2 separate regions of the Homo sapiens genome follow, and region 1 is linked to region 2. A link is a contact called in ENCODE Hi-C or POLR2A ChIA-PET data. All regions are on one chromosome and are shown on one strand. The core of a region is the stretch at or near the end of the contact, and the rest is flanking DNA. Distances in the headings are between cores, read along the strand shown. Region 1 has its middle 130 kb from the start of MIR4642. Region 2 has its middle 40 kb from the start of MIR4642.

Region 1 (3,615 bases), core at 710-3,209, 88 kb before region 2:
TGCTGTGTCAATTGCTATTCATTTAATAACTATTTTAGCTTAATATGTTGTGGCTTTGAAGCAGTCATTCATTAAGCTGAATTTCTCTGGCCACCTACACACCATGTGGTCAGGCGCTGTGCTAAGCAGCAGCTATTCACCCTGAGTGCCCAGTATAGGCCAGGGTGTGGCCCGTGTGGCTCCGGGTGGGGCCACTCAGTCTGCAGGGTGGAGGGAGTAGACTTGGAGAGAAGAGGGCATTTGGAGTCAGTTGCCTGGAGTTGGCGAGAACCACAGCCCCCATGGGGCTCTCTGTCGTCTGCCCCATGAAGGGTCTTAGTGCTCTGCAGAGTCACTGCCCCTCCTTATGCTCACACAACCAGTATTGCTCTGGGTTCCTGGGAGGCCTCCTGCAGGGCATAGGACAGTGCCCACCAGCAGAGTCCAGTGATCATCTCTTGGTGATGTAAAATGGCTCCAGGGGTGACCCGGTGAGTCAACAGTGTGTCCCTCCCCACCAGTCTTCTAACTCATCATCTCCCCTACAGGCCACCCACAGTGTGCTAGAAATGTCTGCTCTTTTTCACTTTTTCCCTAAAGACAGAAAGAAAAAAAGAAAAGGAGTTGAAAAAGCACAGGAGCCAGGTAATGCAGCAGGGCGGTGCCAACATGAGGAGCCAGCCAGGGTAGAGGCTCGGCTGGGAGCAGAGGGCTTCAGGGACAAGGGACATTCAGACTCAAGGGCAGTGAGCCCCTCTCCTGTGCTAACATGAGTCTCTCAGACCCCCTCAGCTAGAACTGGAAGGTCCTTTAAACAGCATCTCATCAAACCTTGGTTTCAAGTCAACTGATGTTCAAAGAGGCCATGTTGTAATTAAGCCAGATTTGTTCTGGCCTTAAGAGAATGGAAGAGAAAGTTGAAAAAATAGTTACCTTGGACAGAAAGCCTGAGTTTTACGGCGCTCAACCATATAGTGACACCTAATCATTTACCTATGACTGGTCTATGCCTGGTTTCCTCTAGGCCAGTCTAAGTTCCTTCAGGGCCGGGGCCTTTCCCAAGATTCCTCTTGTGTCATGGATACCCAGGAAATGTTGGCCCACATTAGGTAAACTGAAGGAAAAAAAAAGAATAGCAGATGAAATCCAAGCAGTGAACAGAATAAATGATGAGCAAACAGACACCTCCTAAGTCACCTACAGCTCATTCCTGCTAAGAAGTCAAAGCCAAAATTACAAAGCAGTGTGACCTAGTGGAAAATCACAGAATCAGGAATAATTACAGCAATATTAGTAACAACATCAAGACATGCACATTGTGTAGCACACTATTTTGTCACAGAGCCTCTCCATTGTGGCCAAGAACTGCTGGCCAGGGCAGGTCTGGACCATCTTTACTCTGCCCAGGCCCTAAAGTCTTGCAGTGAGAGGAGTCGTCCCCAGGAAAGTGCCATTCGTTCTTTCCTGCCTGAAGCCCAGGCAATGCCCAACAAACTCAATTTTCACACCTTCCTGGAATGAAACTAGCATTTGTCAGTGCCTGCCCTGTGTTTATCAGGCTCTCCAGGAGGAAGTGAGAAGTTTGCAAAAAGCCTGATCTAAAATTACCATTGATTTTTTGAAGTCACTGTTTCATCCATTTTGAAATTTCAAAAAGCATCCAGAGGGCGCAAGATTTTTTAGCACTCCTCGAACAGGGGCCCAAGCTTGAGTCCGCTCTGCTCAGGGCATGCTCCCCACTCCCGTGTGTCCTTGTAAAGAATGCAGGAGGGCGTGAGCTGGGGTTTCCTTCCTTGGCTATTCTCCCGGCATGGGTAACGTGAATCCTCCAGCTGTATTAGGGAATACTTCCATCTTCCTTTTGTTGTCCCCTGCCCTAGAGAGGAAAGAAAGAAGGGGAGGGACTAACACGACTGAGCAAATAGATCTGCCAGTGACGTGTTAGGCCTTGGCTCACACACACGCATGTATTGGGACAGTTTGTAACTATGATCTTCTGTATTTACACAGCACTTAGCTGTGAGTCATTTCACACCCACCCACAGAGCACAGTGGGCCTCGTAATCCCTCGATGCCTCAGTCTCTTCGTCTGTAAAATGGCCACAATGATACGTGCTGCCCAGGGTTGCTGCAAGGACTGCCAAGGTCAGGGTCTTAAATGCCTGCACCAGGTCAGGCCCAGCCACCCCTTATGGGCTGTAAGATCTTCTTGCCCTTATTTCATACCTGAATCACGGAGACGTGATGTGCCACTGCTGGTTGGTACATTTGAGGTCCCTGACTCCCAGTTGAGGGCCCTTTCCCAGCCCTGCTGTGGGTCCGGCCTGCAATGAGCCAGGTTTGCCCATCCTGAGAGCACAGGAGAATTCTAATAAGAACCAGAGCCCCGACATCCCAGTGCCCCCACACAAACCAACCTGGAAGGCAGTCACCATCAAATTAGGTCAGGCATTTTATTTTCAAACCCAGATTTTATTTGTGAGGTTTGCTTTTCCACGAAGAGGTCTGTTGCAGCACTTGCAATTGCTTTTTTAAGGTGTGGGAATTCTGGCTGGGGCACCAGAGTAACTTCATGATCAAGCACTCTGTGCACAGTCGCTTGGGCTCTGACACCCAGCAAGGGTTCTCCTGCCATTTCTGATGTGTGCTACCAAGCATCTTCTGGTTCCTGATGTTCACACTGGGTGTTCTGTTCCAGGCTGTCATGCCATGGCTGCAAGTCCAGGTGGAGAATGGAGGCCTCTGCTCACCAGTGGTTCCACGCTAACTGATGTGTATGGCAATGACCCACAGCCACAAAACCTCACTCAGTATTCAGCATTGTTCAGTATCAAATGTAGTTATCTTGATCATTTTCTGATTCCTTGAAAATTGGTAAAACTCCATCCGATAGACATGGGAAATTTCTGGTTACTAAAATATAAATTTTTAACTTAAAGAAACTCATTCCCAATGCCACTGATACTGAAATGTCCCCCAGCTCTCTGATCTGGAGTTCATTTTGTTTCTTTCCTTAAATCACTGTCTCCATGGTTCCTTGTAGGTCTATTGGGTGGTCCTTACAAACAGGAAGTTTCCAGATGCCAGAAAATGGTTCTCACTTCATGTCTTGGAATATGTGTGAGAGGCATCCACACAGCCAAAGAGGGCAGCTGGATGTTTCAGTGGGGGTGTTGGCTGGGGTCTAGTTCCAGCCTTGCCACTTTTCTGTGTGGCATTGGGCAAGTCACTTCTCCTCTTCGGGCCTTGGTTTCCTTGTGTGTGGAGTAAGCTGCTTGTTAGAGAGGAAGTCTGGGTAGCCTGCCTGTTTCAAGTCCTTGAGACTTGAGGGATCTCTGAGAACCTGACTCAAGAACCAGAGGGATCCTGGGCAAGTCACTTACTGTCTCAGTGCCCGATTAACAGTGAGATGATAACACAACACCTGCTTTAGGTTTTGTGAGGAGTAAATGGATGAATACATGTAAAGTGTCTGGAACAGCGTCTGGCCCATGGTAAGCAGTCAATTAGTGTCAGCTTGCACTCTGGGTGATTTGACAGCACAGAACGGGACCTCCCTGAGGCGAGTGGTGTGTCTTACTCATCTTTGTGTCCTCAGCACCTGGTGTGGGACCTGGAAGGGGCTGGCTGAAATGA
Region 2 (3,795 bases), core at 378-2,877:
GTCACTCATCCTCGCTGCAGTGACTTGCAGAAAGGCCTGTCTGCTGCTGGGCTGGTTGCTTTCTTCCACAGGCCCTGGAGGGCTGGGGCTTCTCTCTGTAATAGTAGCCCTGAGCACAGCATCTAGCCTGCCAGCTGCCTGGCTGCTACAAGAGCTGATTTTACCCAATGAATTGAGGACCTGGCGAATTCTTTCATTTTGGCTTCCATGCTTAGGCTGAATGTCCATCCAGCATCTGTCAGAAGCTGACACCATTTCATGGCCCCCTGTGGAAGTGGCCGATGCTGTCCCTGGCCACCTGGCAAAGGGGGCCTGGGTGAACTTCCACCAGCATCTGCTTCTGCCTACATAGCCCCCACCCCGGCCAGCCAGACACCGCCAGGTCCTCGGCTCACCAGGCTTAGGGGTTTGGTTCTTGTCCTAAAAGATATTTTAGATAAGCGTCTGGGCTGTGGAGGAGGCACGTGCAGGTATCGGGACCTTCTTGGCGGTGGTATCTCCCTTCCAGGCCCTGTCAGCCTGGCTGTGCCCCCTCGGCCTGGCCCAGTGTGTGCTTTTCTGCTACCTGTGCTCTGACCATGGGGTCCTAAAAGTCCCCACACCCTTGTTTCTGATGCGCTGCTCCCCTCAGACCTCCATGCCCTCAAGGGACTCCTGGGCTGCTGCCCCAGTTCAGGCGACCACCACAGCACACAGCATAATTGTCCATGCCCGTGGCCCACAGCTGCCTACCATTTGGGCATCACGGATTCACGCCTGTGAATGCCACTTCTCATCTCTCAACCTCAGAGGCATCCAGGAGAAACAGCACAGGTCAGGTGGTCCTAAATTCAAATGTCCACTCTTCCCTCCCCATCCAGAGAGTTTGGGCAGCTTGTTTAGCCTTTTCCAACCTTAGTTTCTCTTTACAATGGGGAGACAACACGACCAACAATGTGCGTTAGGCAAAGTGATGTCTGAAAAGTGGCTGGTACCTGGCCCGAATGACCAACTCGTTGGGTTGCCCAGGATTTTCTGAGTTTAGCACCAAAGCTGTGCATCCAGGAACTCCTCAGTGATGAGCAAACTAGAACAGCTGGTCCGCCTACAGCCCCACACACGGGAGCCGCTTCCTCTTCACCCACCACTCAGAGGAGCAACTGACAACCTGGAGCAAGACCATCCGCGAAGCCTTCGGAGTGAGGAGAGGCGGCCAGGAAGGAGGATTCACCGTGCCAGACCCAGGCTGGGCCTCGCTTTGTAACACCTACCAACACCCCTTCAAGTTGCCCCATGCCCCTGCAGAAGTATGAAGTCCATAGGGCTGTGGGCCCCACAGCTCCCAGGGCAAAGCCCGGCAGGCAGTGGGTGCCCAGGAGCCCCAGCTGCTGGGTGCTCCCACACGCCCTGGCCAGGCCAGTGAGGGGGGCGCAGCCCAGCAGGCCTCCATGGGGTCCTCTGGAGGGAAGGAGGAGAAGGGCTTTTACTCCTTTCCTTGGGCAGAAGTGCAGGTAAACAGGCTCCTAACCCTGCTGTAAGGTAAAGCCTGTGAAGCAGGAACAAAGCGGTTTGTTCCAGCTCACCGTGTCGCCACAGCCCGTGGCCGGCCGTCTCTGGGGCAGCAGTGACACCTGCTGGCCGCCGGATGCACCTTGCTCCAGATTCCCTGCGGGAGCCTCCTTGCCTGCAACCCTAAGGAAGCTCGGGGGACCTGGTCAGCCGCACAGGAGAGGCCAGTTCGCCCAACCCTGCAGCCCTGGGGGGCGTCGGCTACAGACAGGCAGCTGGCTGGAGATGCTGCTGGAGCTGCGGGCTCTGGGTCCTTGGGGAGGGGAGGACAAGTGGCCTCTGCATCTGTCCTCTTTGGAGCCTGGGCCCCGCACAGCCTTCAAGAACTTGGAGGAAGAGGGTTCCTGGACAGAGCTGAGGGTGCAGGGAGCTAGACCAGCTTGCAGTGGCAAGCACCCTCTCCTGGATTTACCTATTTCCTCCCCTAAATGCTCCAAGAACACATCGTTTCCCCCATAACACTTCTTGATTCTAAGAACAGTCACTTTCTCAGAATCTTCATTTTCTCTTTGTTTCAATCCTAGTACTAATAGCTGGTTTTCTCTTCAGTGCTTCCTCCAGAAGCAAATGTCTCTGCAGCTCATGAGCAGGATGGGACATGCCTGAAAGGTGGTACCATAAAAGTCTTATGGGGACAAGGGGACCCTGTCGTCAGCCACCTCCCTGGTAGCCAGCTGATCACTGCCCACACTCCAGCCTCAGACGAGCAGCTATTTAAAAACGAGGCCTCAGCAGAATCTCAGGCTCTCACATGCCTCAAAGTCCAAAGGTCTATGCTCTTCCTAGTAGACATCTGGGGAAATCGAGGCTGAGAGAAGCAGAACGGCTTGTCCCAGATCTGACAGCTGGCTCAGCCTCACCCTCTGTGCCTCCCACTGCTCTGTGCCTGCTTCAGGCTTCCAGAAGAAATCATGTATTGTGTTTGGGGATGCCTTGATATCAAGGAGAAAAACTGAATACAACATTAAATGTTTATCCATAGGGGGACTGATTACATGAATAATCTATACCCACCCACTGGAATGCTGTAAAATAGCACACTGGCCTTAGAATGGCCACTCCTCTGTTTATTTGGTGACTGTGAGCAGATTACTCACCCTCTCTGAGCCTCTGTTTCCTAATCAATAACGGGGTGATGCAGTAACATCCTTCTAAGGGTTTATCTGAGGCCCCCAGGACTTCATGACTTTACAGGATATTTATATATAATAACTCCTTTTTACACACACACACACACACACACACACACACAGATTACAAAACAATATATGTGCTTATTCTCAGTCAAGATTCTGAAAAACATGGGGTGAGGTGACTTGAAAAGAGTTTACTTATAGGGTTTAAGGAAATCAACAAGGGAAGAAGGGCCAGTAACCATCCGCAGGGCTGAAGGGTAAAGGGAAGAGGTCATTATGGGAATCCAGAGAGGGAAAATGTGTGAAGGGGCCACCTGACAGGAGCTACGACTCCCAGCAGAGGGCCGCCACTAGTCCCCTGACCATGAGGGCTGCTGCGACTAGTCCCCTGACCATGAGGGCTGCCGCCAGCCCTCTGACCCCAGGATCTGCCACCAGCCCTCTGACCCCGGGGTCTGCCACCAGCCCTCTGACACCAGGATCTGCCACCAGCCTTCTGACCACGGGGTCTGCCACCAGCCCTCTGACCCCGGGGTCTGCCACCAGCCCTCTGACCCCGGGGTCTGCCACCAGCCCTCTGACCCCAGGATCTGCCACCAGCCTTCTGACCACGGGGTCTGCCACCAGCCCTCTGACAACGGGGTCTGCCACCATCCCTCTGACAACGGAGTTTGCCACCATCCCTCTGACCACAAGGTCTGACCTGGCACAGAGGGAGCCAGCGACAGGAATATCCTAGCCACACCTCCTGTCCCTTGCAGAGGCTGAGCCCTTTGATGCAGTGCACACCGGTCAGCTTCTGCGCAGAGAGTACGGTGGAGGAGGCAGCCAGGGTACAGGCCCAGACAGCTTGTATGCATATGAGAATGTCCAAAAGAGACACCCCAACATATCCAACTGTGTTCATCTTGGGTTGGGGGCCAACTGCGGTTGCCAGGAGTAGGGGAAATGACACTTGGATCTTTTACTTCCTATTTCTCTATATTTGCATTTATAACAACTAGCAGATATAAAACGTGTCATCGGCAGCAGTAATTAAAATGTTCCATTTGGGGAACAGCACCTAGATTTCAGTGAGGTCCTGGTGGAAAGAGCACCATTCAGGGGTCCG

What was found. A loop is a pair of places that touch in the nucleus more often than their neighbours do. ChIA-PET counts read pairs that join two places held with the same protein, here RNA polymerase II (POLR2A). Pooled maps may share reads with other maps.
Region 1: a loop to region 2 is called in a map of K562, with 2.0 times the contacts of the local background. The contact joins two enhancer-like sites. A Hi-C loop is called at or near these places in 4 of 168 maps with a recorded cell type or tissue (Caco-2, K562, mammary epithelial cell and 1 more), 1 of 37 single-sample maps with no recorded cell type and 8 of 50 pooled maps. POLR2A ChIA-PET finds 5 or more read pairs at or near these places in 1 of 52 experiments (endothelial cell of umbilical vein).

The regions. Positions count from the first base shown.
Region 1 is chr6:44,561,900-44,565,514 of GRCh38, reverse strand. No RefSeq gene overlaps it. Among named protein-coding and RNA genes, the nearest start is that of MIR4642, 130 kb to the right of the region's middle. Within about 2 kb of position 1,959, at least 2 of the 41 ENCODE cell types and tissues checked have a DNase peak (open chromatin) inside an H3K27ac peak, as active enhancers do.
Region 2 is chr6:44,473,688-44,477,482 of GRCh38, reverse strand. No RefSeq gene overlaps it. Among named protein-coding and RNA genes, the nearest start is that of MIR4642, 40 kb to the right of the region's middle. RefSeq lists an enhancer at 1,514-2,044. Within about 2 kb of position 1,627, at least 3 of the 41 ENCODE cell types and tissues checked have a DNase peak (open chromatin) inside an H3K27ac peak, as active enhancers do.